2 separate regions of the Homo sapiens genome follow, and region 1 is linked to region 2. A link is a contact called in ENCODE Hi-C or POLR2A ChIA-PET data. All regions are on one chromosome and are shown on one strand. Each heading gives the region's core, a stretch centred on a gene start or an enhancer-like site at or near the end of the contact. The rest is flanking DNA. Distances are from core to core; before and after follow the strand shown. Region 1 holds the start of SUOX (sulfite oxidase). Region 2 overlaps GPR84-AS1 (GPR84, ZNF385A, ITGA5 and GTSF1 antisense RNA 1).

Evidence for each region. Hi-C counts contacts between places; a loop is a spot of excess contacts on that map. ChIA-PET counts read pairs that join two places held with the same protein, here RNA polymerase II (POLR2A). Pooled maps may share reads with other maps.
Region 1: a loop to region 2 is called in a pooled map, with 5 times the contacts of the local background. The contact joins the promoter of SUOX here to the enhancer-like site in region 2. A Hi-C loop is called at or near these places in 1 of 50 pooled maps. POLR2A ChIA-PET finds 5 or more read pairs at or near these places in 2 of 52 experiments (A673 and WTC11).

The regions. Positions count from the first base shown.
Region 1 is chr12:55,993,549-55,998,765 of GRCh38, reverse strand. It overlaps SUOX (sulfite oxidase), which reads right to left and starts at 1,490. Exons shown (of 5, transcript NM_001032386.2): 1 at 1,427-1,490; 2 at 1,043-1,151. It overlaps RAB5B (RAB5B, member RAS oncogene family), which reads right to left. Exons shown (of 6, transcript NM_002868.4): 6 at 2,083-5,217. RefSeq lists a silencer at 1,441-1,630 and an enhancer at 1,216-1,716.
Region 2 is chr12:54,356,522-54,361,628 of GRCh38, reverse strand. All of the region lies in intron 1 of GPR84-AS1 (GPR84, ZNF385A, ITGA5 and GTSF1 antisense RNA 1), which reads right to left. It also overlaps a transcript of GPR84 not described here. Among named protein-coding and RNA genes, the nearest start is that of GPR84-AS1, 5.4 kb to the right of the region's middle. RefSeq lists silencers at 2,003-2,182, 2,333-2,402, 2,413-2,652 and enhancers at 2,210-3,034, 3,035-3,859, 3,860-4,685. Within about 2 kb of position 1,953, at least 40 of the 41 ENCODE cell types and tissues checked have a DNase peak (open chromatin) inside an H3K27ac peak, as active enhancers do; they include A673, where a contact is called at or near this core.

The DNA of each region.
Region 1 (5,217 bases), core at 241-2,740, 1.6 Mb before region 2:
AAGCTTCAACCTCTTGGGCTCAAGCCATCCTCCTGCCTTAGCCTCCCCAGCAGCTGGGACTACAAGTGTGTGTCACCAAGCCTGGCTAATTTTTCTGTAGACATGGGAGTCTATGTTGTCAGGGCTGGTCTTGAACTCCTGGCCTCTTGCTGCCTTAGCCCCCAAAGTGCTGGGATTACAGGCATGAGCCACTGTCCGGCTTCCCCTCCCCTCCCCCTGCCCCTGACAGGGTCTTGCTCTGCCCAGGCTGGAGTGCAGTGGCGTGATCTCAGCTCACTATAGCATCAAACTTCTGGGCTCAAGCCATCCTCCTGCCTCAACCTCCTGAGTAGCGGGGACCACAGGCGTGTGCCACCATGCATGGTCTTTTTTTTTTTTTTTTTGTAGAGATGAGGTCTTACTATGTTGCCCAGGCTGGTCTCAAACTCCTGGGTTCAAGTGATCCTTCAAACTTGGTCTCACAAAGTCCTGGGATTATTACAGGCATGAGCCACCACTCCCAGCCTCAAAATATCTTATTGTACTGTGTTCAACTATTTTCCAAGCGGTTGACCATAGCTAACTGAAACTCAGGAAAAGGAAACTTTGGATAAGGGGAGACTGCTGTAATAACATTGTCTTTGAAGGCTTTTCAGTCCCCAACTCTCCCTCCATTCACCCTAAAAAAAATTGAACCCAGCTGGGAACTGGACCCCAACCTAGGGTCCCGGACCACCTCAATCTTCTCTGTGCCACTGTAGTGAGCTCAGCAAATTGAGGAGTTAATGGCCAGAGTGTCAGGGGCAGGCTGGAGAAGGAAGGTAATTTTTCTGCTCTCTGCCCTGCAAGTTTCTTCCTCAAATTGCTGAACAGAGAGCACTGACCCAGCAGGGCCAAAGTGAGGAGGGGTGACAAATGTCTAAACTGCTGATGAGATGCTGGAGACCAATGTGCTGGGGTGGGTGGGTCGTGGGTAGGGAGGAAAGGAAACCTAGAGATGGGAATAGGAGCAGTCTTCACCTTGCCCCTGGGCCATGGGACCATTACTCTCTCTGCCACCTACCTCAATGCCAGCAGCCTGTTTGTACTAGACCAGAGCAGTGCAGGTAGGGCTGACTCGCAGGTGAACTCAGTGAGCCCAGAATCCCAGGTTTGGGAGGGACAGCCTTTTGCTGTAATACAGAAATGCCACCCGTTGGTGCAGGTGATGACCCCTCACTCCCCATGGGCACGTTAGGTAGGAACATACGTCCGGCATCCAGGCACAAAAGGGTCTTGCGGCAACACCCCGCGATCTCAAGAGCACCCAGACAGAAGGAGTGGAGGCAGGTACTGATAGTTTTGTTGCCCTTGAGGTTCGGAGCACAGCTGGACACCAAGGCCCCCTCCGCTGCCCAGCTCAGCAGCCCTTCCTCCCCAGCTTCTTTACCACCCCCAGTCTCCTTACCGGGTCCAGTGTCTTCAGCACTGCAATTTTACCAGCCCAGCTCTGCGAGTTCTCGAGAAGGGGCGGGGCCAGCGCCGTTATGTCCGGCTGCAGTAAGTGACCTCTCACTCCCCTCAGCTTATCCCTCAGCCATTGGCTGGAAGCGGGTGGCTCAACCATTGGCTGGAACCCGCCTCCTGGAGCCGAGACAGGCAGGTTGCTAAGAAGCCTGGGAGAAGAGGCTGGCTCTTTTTGCTGTCACTCTCGCCAACAGTCCGGAGTCCATTATACCCCTGGTGTGCAAAGAATGGGACCCTTGTGCACCAGGGCTGTATGTCCGGAGCTCGGGCAGTGTGGAAGGTGACAAGGAATCCAAAAGTTGGGCTGACAGGTGGGAGATTTTGAGACACCCCTGCCGCCCCTCCCTGGAGGAGGCCTCGGGATCCAGTCCGGTTTTCCCCGGCTGTGATCTCCACTTTAAACCCAGGGTAGACCTACCTCTATCTACTCTGTTGCAACTACAACTACCCTGTTTATCTTTTAGGGAAAGCAAAGTCAATCGCTTAGTTCTCGTATTCCAGGAATGATAACAGAAATGCCTAAAATAGTGGTTCCAAGAATTTGAGATTCCTTGGGCTAGTCGAATTTCTCCCCAAACAAAAATGAAACAACAACACTGAATAGCCGTCTTTTATTTTGCGTAGAAAAAAAAAATAATAATCGCCCCTTGGTGGCACACGCCTGTAGTCCCAGTACTCGGGAGGCTGAGGCGGGAGGATCGCTTAAGCCCAGGAGTTCGAGGTTGCACTGAGCCAAGATCGCGGCACTGCACTCCAGCCTGGACAACAGAGCAAGACCCCATCTCTTAAAAAACAAACTGCCCCTTAACAAGAGCAATGGCAGCTTAACACCCCGAAGTATGAAGGTTGTAGTCTCTTATCTCAAAGTAAGGGGCATAAATATAATACATTTCCTATTACCCTTTTGTCATTTGATGCAGGACAAAATTTATCAAACCTAGTCCCCCAATCTGGACAAATGTATCCATACACTGCCCTCTAGAGGCCGGACGGTGGAGCTGCAATTTTAATCAGTTTAAGTGAAGGTGTTCACCTTTAATTTTGAAAGATCATTTCCTTTCCTTTCGGCTCTCCAACTAGAGCTTTTACCAGGAATCAGGGAACGGGGGTGGGGGGTATTACCAAGAGATATAAGGTAAGGGAACCGACAGTGAAAAGTTGGCAAGTTGGCTTTGGCTCTTAAGTGTTTGGAAATGGAAAGGATTTCAATCTGTATACAATCAAATCACTGAAGAAGGCTAATGCCCAACCTATCCTACCAGTTGTTAAAAAAAAAATATATATATATATATATATGTATATATATATGGAGAGAGAGAGAGTGAGAGAGAGAGAGAGAGGGAGAAAGAGGGAGAGAGAGAGAAAGCGAGCTTCAACCTAAAAAAAAAAAAGTCTCAGCCAAAGGAAGATACAGAGAAGTCAGTTAGGGACTATCTAAAAGCCTCCTTCCTAATAGTGTCATCTACTTTTGTGTGACACACATACTTTACATAATTGACCTTAATCTTCAGCTTTTACTTTACAGATGAAGAAACGAGGCGGAAGGCACTAACTAACTTGATCAAGGCCACAGCTGGTTAAGTTGACAGAGACAGGCCTAGAATGTCAGATTTGTCTGGCACCAGTCCTCTTTCCTATCCACCTTCAGATTCTTTGGAATTTAAAGCCTACTGCAACCACACATAATCCTATTTCATTTCCCTTCCCTCGACCTTTAGACTGTGGTGGACTGAAGGGTTTGAAGTACACTAGGAGTCAAGAGCAGATCCAGAGGAAATTTTCCCGTTGAGGTGGAAGCTACAAGAAAACTAACTCAGTGATGTTTTTCAACCTTTGGGTCATGGACCCCTTTGAGAAACATATAGAAATGGATCCTAGAAATATGCACATACGGCCGGGCGCAGTGGCTCACGCCCGTAATCCCAGCACTTTGGGAGGCCAAGGTGGGTGGATCACGAGGTCAGGAGTTCAAGACCAGCCTGACCAACATGGTGAAACCCCGTCTCTACTAAAAATACAAAAATTAGCTGGGTGTGTTGGTGCGTGCCTGTAATCCTAGCTACTCAGGAGGCTGAGGCAGGAGAATCACTTGAACTCAGGAGGCGGAGATTGCTGTGAGCCAAGATCGTGCCACTGTACTCCAGGCTAGCGACAGAGACTCCGTCTCAATTAAAAAAAAAAAAAGAAATATGCACATACATTTTTGTATACTACTTCAAATAGCACCCCTCTCTCTAATCTGATCAGTGGGCCCAAAGATCCACAGACCATACCCTACACATATACATTCTGTTAAGAGGGCCTAAAAAGATATAATAGGGTTTGATTTGATGAACAATCTAGTGGCCTTAGAAGAGGGGTGATTAAATAGCAATAGAAGGGCTATTTTCTAAACTAGATGTTTAAGAAAAGATTAAAGGGAATAAAGATGTATCAAGATGCAGGGAAAGGTGTGTTTCTGATTCAGTAGAACATTACTGGGTATCCTTTCTTCCAAATTCCTAGTACCTGACAAATAGCAAAAATAATAATAATAATAACAATAAAATAAAAAAAAGCAACACTCCAATGCCCTTTTCTTTTTTTCCTTTTTTTACTTACATTAAATACATCGGTAAATCAGCAGTCGCATTCTGTTACCACGATTGTTATGTTGGGAGAGGAAGAAAGGCAAATGCTTTCTCAGAAGCAAAACAAAAACAAAAAACCACAACACCCCCCCTTAAAAAAACTGACCAGAAGAAAAAAATGAGCTGGGAAATAAACAAAAGAAAACTAAGATCCCCAAGCCCAACAGAGCTCAAAGGAAGGCAGAAGAGGTGGTAGGAAGTAGAGGGAAGGCAGCCGATAGGCCCAGAAGCTAAGGCCAAATCCTGTTCCTATGGGGGTGGGGGGAGGGAGAAGCCTGGGGAAGTGGTTTCCCAGGCCCAAGATAATGAAACATCTTCACTCCTGCTCCAAGGGGGAAAGCTGCACAGAGAAAGAACTTCATTTCTAGAAGACTTTGGAAAGCCATCCTAGTTCTTCCACTTGTAAAAAGGATGCACTGGGTGCTATGGGGGGCCAGTGGCTTCTGGGAAAGGAAGGGGGAAATGTGTGTGTTTCAGGGCCATGGGAACTAAGGCTGCCCCTGGAAAAGGAAGGGAATTGAGGCCTAAGTGGAAGAACCTAAGCTGGGTCCTTCAGAATCTCAGCTTCATAGATTTCTCAGCTGTTCTGGGATAGAAGGCAGTCTGCAAGCCAAAAGGGCAGGAAGGTTCCAATCCTAGGTCACTGTGACCTTTCCTTTCTTTCTTTCCCAAAACTCCGGGCTGGAACAAGGAACTTAAAGTTCTCTTTTGCCTTGATGGCTTCTCAGAGACATCTTAAAACACCTGATGAAGGATATGAAGAGAGACTAGAGATTTAGAAAGGACCAAGGTCCTCTGATAATATGAGCCAGTTGTAAGGTACCTTCAGTGCCGGTCATTCCCTCTCCACAGGAACAGGTGGTATGATACGAGGGCACCACAGGAGGCCTCTGTGGTACTAGCCCCTATTGGTACATGGATTAAACCACTGGTTGCATGATGGGGAGGGATGGGGGGATTAAGGATGGAGGGACTAAATTCAAGATATTAACAAAGGAACAAAGAAACAGGGCCTGATGGGAGGCAGAGGATAGAACAGACTGTACAGTGGGAATAAAGATCATACCTATTTACAAGGAAGTAGAAAAGACATGGTAATGGA
Region 2 (5,107 bases), core at 704-3,203:
GAGGCAGAGGCAGGTGGATCACCTGAGGTCAGGAGTTCGAGACCAGCCTGACCAACACAGAGAAACCCCATCTCTACTAAAAATAGAAAAATTAGCCCGGCATGGTGGCGCATGCCTGTGATCCCAGCTACTCAGAAGGCTGAGGCAGGAGAATCGCTTGAACCCGGGAGGTGGAGGGTACAGTGAGCCGAGATCACGCCATTGCACTCCAGCCTGGGCAACAAGAGTGAAACTCTGTCTCAAAATAATAATAATAAATAAATAAAATAAAATACAAAAATTAACCGGGCATGATGGCGGGTGCCTGTAATCCCAGCTACTCGGGAGGCTGAGACGGGAGAATCGCTTGAACCCAGGAGACAGTGGTTGCAGTGAACCGAGATCGCGCCACTGCACTCCGGCCTGGGTGGCTGAGCGAGACTCTGTCTCAAACAAAAAAAAAAGAAAAGAAAAAGAAAGCAGGAAAACAAAGACTCTAGTTAAAAGGGCTCAGGGGCCAGGCTAGGAAACCATACCATTCCTTCCCTCCAGAATGACCAAATCCTGTCACAATGTGCGTGCTTACACACATCCTTAAAGCACCTGTGGCCACCAGGTGACGCTGGTTCTCTGCGTTTCCTTTCTGGCTTCCCAGTTGAGGACACAAGGCAGGACTGGGAATCCAGAGACCCCTGACCAGGGAGTAGAGACCCAGGGATCTTCACCCTCCCTTTCCCCCAAAGCTTAGGAAGAAAAGTGAAGAATGAGACATTTATTATTCATGAGATATTCCTGTCTACTTGAGGTGGGGCTGGGGGAAGTAGCGGTGTGGGCACTGGGGTGGCACTGGGGATGGAATGTGAGTCATGCTGACCTTAATGCTCTGGCTGCATGTTGTCCCCTCCCTCCCCCAAGTCCATGGTTTGAGAGAACAAAGTAAAATCTGAAGATATTAAGGGCAGAAAGAACCACAGTTGGGGTGGACAGATTGATACCCTCACATGCAACACACTTCTAGGGTCCAGGAATCCTGACTCCTAATATGGAACATGCACTTTTGGTTGTCCTCCTTCCACGAAAGTCACAGGAGCCTAAACCAAATCAAGCTGGGGCTACTAAGGCAGGGGTCCAGGTAAACTGTTGGACCAATGAAGAACAACAGTTTATGGGTGTAGAGACAAAGGTTTCAGTCAAGGCTCTCTCATAGTTAGCTCTCGGAACTTGAGCAGATCTCTGGACCACTCTGGGGCTCAGATTTTATCATCTGTACAAAGCGGGGTGCGGGGTACACTCTTAACACGTGCCCAGTGCAGTTCCCTGTACATATATTATTTCATGTAATCCTCACAAAATTACCATGAAGTATCTATTATAATTTCTTTCTTACAAATGTGAAAACTGAAGCACAAATAGGTTAAGTAATTTGTCCAAGGCCGAATGCCTAGTACGTTGTAAGACCGTGATTTGAGGGCAGAGTCTCAAATCCGCCTTTCTAAAACTAGGATCAAGTGTCCAGATGATCCCTAACTGTCCTTCCTATTCAGACCTTCTAAGATTCTGAAAGTTGACAACTCTGAAGAGTTGTAAAAGGATTCACTTTACATGTCCTTAGAAGGCAAATCACAACGGTGTCAAGTAGAAAGGTGAAGCAATAGGGATTGAGGTTAGACCTCAGAAAGGACTTCCCAATTATCAGTCGCTGGGGGGAAAAAAAAAAAACTCAGGAGACACAGAAGGAAATCCTGGGGTCTAAGACCATAGAGGACAGATCTTAGCAAAAAAGCAGCCACCCGCCACGGCCCACACATCCACCCCAGCCCCTAATTTCAATAAGGGCTGAATGAGGGGAATGAAACTGAAGAAAAGCCAGGCTTTCTTGAGGCCTTCTCTCTCTTGCGGTTGTGCTTGGCGAGTGAGGCCATGCACTGGGTCCCTCGTGGTGCGTTGCTCATGCGTGTCTCGGGATGTGTGTGTGTTTGGAGGCCCTTTATGCTCACGAGTGTGAGTCACTGTCTGTCTCTCTTTGTCTCTTTATCTCTGTCAGTCTCTCGCCCGAGTCCGAGCTCTATCCCTGACTTTCTGACGCTATCTCTCACTGCCTCTCTTTGTCTCTTTCCATCTGTCCGTCTCTCCTGTAGGCTGTCTTCATCTCCTGTACCTCTGTTATCGCCTTTTTTTTTCTCCTAAGCTCGTCTCTCCAATCCCCGCTGCCGCGCTCCCCCCGCCCCCTCCCCAGTCGCCCGCCCGGGCTGTTCTTGCTCGTTCGCACGCTCTCTCTCTTTCGCTGTCTCTTACAGGCAGATTTATGGTCAGCCCAGGGCCTTTCATTGGCCAAGCGCTGACAGAACTTGATTTAACGCCGCCTCTCATTGGCTGAGCTTGACAGGCCGATTTACGAGTCACTCTACCATTGGCCAAACCACCTTGGCCCTGATTTATGGCTCAGCAGCCGCGGGGAGGGGGGTGCAGCTGCTAGGGAGTGAGGAGTGAGGATGCCCCTCCCCTCCCCTTCCCGCCGCGTCCCTCCTCCTCTCCCCCGCTTTTTTCCCCTCTTTCCCTCCCCTCAAGGAATGGCGCTCCCTCTACCTGTTCCTCAGGCCCCCTCCTCCCTTCTCTTTCGTCCACTGGGAGGGGAAACTGGGGTGTGGTGGTAACGGGAACTGAAGGGATGATGGGGTCTGAGGGTACACATGGGCCGAGGAGTCGAGTTTGAGGGGTGTGGATGGGGGCCGACAGGGAGAGCAGAGGAGACTGAACAGGGAGAGAGGATTCCGAGCTGAGGAACGAAGGGGAAACTGAGAGGGCAAAAGGATGACAGAAAGAAAGGAAGGTTGAGGAGAGAAGGAAGGCAGGGGAAGAGAGAGAGGGTTAAGGAGCTAAATGGGGGGTTGGGTAATTTGTCCAAGATCCGAGAAGAAAGAAGGAGAGATGAAGAGAAAGGACACATTTGAGGGGCCACACGGGCTGAAGCAGGGAAATCGGGCATCGAGAGAGGGACTTTTCAAATCTCACTATCCAGACTGAATAAGAGACGGAAATTTCCTTTTCACACAATGGCTCTGAAAAGGAAAAGCATTAGAGAAGCAAAGACAGAGAAAGGCGCAATAGGGAGGTGAGAGAGAGGGAGAAGCAGGAAAGGACAACTGGAAGGTAATAGCAAAGAAAAGAGAGAGGGAGAGCGACAGAGAACTAATGGGAAAGACCAGGAGGAAGGTAGGTTTTTGGTTTTTTGTTTGTTTTTAGGGGAGGGAGGAAAGGTGCCGTGAGAGAAGACTACTCCCCAACGGAAATATTGACAGAAAGGCTCCTCCTCCTCCCCTATGAAGACCCATTGGCGTCTGCAAGGGGACAGACGAGTCAGGCGCCTCCCCCAGGAGATATTCTGCTTCCTCAAGGCTGCAGTAAGCTCCCCATCCCATGCACCTCACTCCTCCCCTTGCCCACCTCCCCAGTTAAATTTATGAGTCCAGGGTGGCCTTCAGGAATTAGGAATATTTATGCTTCTTTGAGAGTGAGATTTAGAAGGTGATAAATAAGGGTCCACTGGGGGGTGCAGCTGGGGGCTCCTATTTTTAACATGGCCATTTTCCCAAGGCCCCACCCACACATTCCCTCTCCTCCTGAGCCAGAGAAGGAAGCACAGACGGAGGTGAGGAATGGGTTTCAGGTATCAGGAAGAGGGGTTGACTATCCTGTAGAGCCCCTCAGAGGACTGCAGAGCTTTGCAGCAGAAAGGATTGAAGGCAGATAGGGGAGGAACTTTCCAAGCATCCTGGCATTCGTATAGCCCCTAGTGTGCAGTTACAACATTTTTGCAGAAGGTGGGGAGAAGCCCATTTCCCCCCTGTCCCCTTAAGCTCAGTTGCTGAGGAATAGGGGAGATAAGCCAGAAAATTCAGAGGCAGATTTCTCTGGCCTGTCACCATCCTCACAGGAAAGGAAGATTTGAAATCCCCCACCTCCACAGACCACAGCCTGGATCCCTGGGAAAGGAGGCTAGGAATGTGGGGCTCAGGGCATCTCCTAGGAGTCTTGGCCTCCAACCTGCCCACCCTCACTGCTGCTGAGAATTAAAAACAGCCAATACTTCTTGACATCCCTTGCTCTGGGCCTCCAGGAAATTGAGAAGGGGTGGTGGATCTGCCTATGGATCCACATACCTTCTGCAGCCCTCAGCTCTAGAAGCCATGTGTCTGTGACCCCCCAACCCAGTGAAAGGGCTTGTTCTGGGTTTGGGTGGGTAGTGAACAAAGATGGAGGTCCATAATATAAGGGAGACCTAAGGAAAACAGAGCTGGGGAAGAGTCACACATCGCCCCCATCCCCCATGCCCTCCAACCGCTATGGCCTTAGCAAGGCTGGCCACAATGCACATGCGTACATACACTAGACTGCTGCCTGGAGTGGCAGGAGGGAGGGAAGGGTCTAGACTGGCCCTTTAAGAGCCACTTAGGGTCAGAAAGCTTGGGCTACAGAGAGGGGAAGGAGCTGATGTCAGAAGACGGATGGGCAGCAAGATGGGGATTGATGCTAATGGGGGAGTTAAAGCTAAGTACCCAGACACTCAGAGGGCAGAACTGCAGATCTGTCTTCCTTATGCTCACCCCCTCTCCAAACCAAGGCTGTAAATCTGCCTCTTCAACTGGGGGAAGGGGGACTGAGGAAAAAAGACATGCTCTCTTCTCCCCTTTCCTGTTTCTTCCTTACTTGGTGTGCCCACACCACCCCCCTCCACCCAATTCTTTTGTCCTCTCCCATTCTCTTGCAATCCACAACCCCTTCCCACTAAAATTTCCAATTTTGGGCTTTGCATCAGAAATTGACAGAATGGTTTCAGCTTGCAGAGGAGTTTAAGAGAGACCACAAGTTTTCCCTCACCAGACCCGGGTGGGAATGCTTGGTGGGATTGTGGTGAGAAACTGGTAGATTGGTAACTCCCAGATCCCTCAGTTTCTCATCCTTCCACTGTCTTCTCACTCGGAGGTAACTCTAGCAGCCGTCTTCCAGGACAATAGGGTAAAGGCAAGAAGCAGGAAGTTGGGTGCCAGGGGCTGGAAGGGGCATGAAAGATTCTGAGCTGGGTTTGTGGAGGCTTCTGACACACTGAGATTCTAGAGGGGCTGGTGGT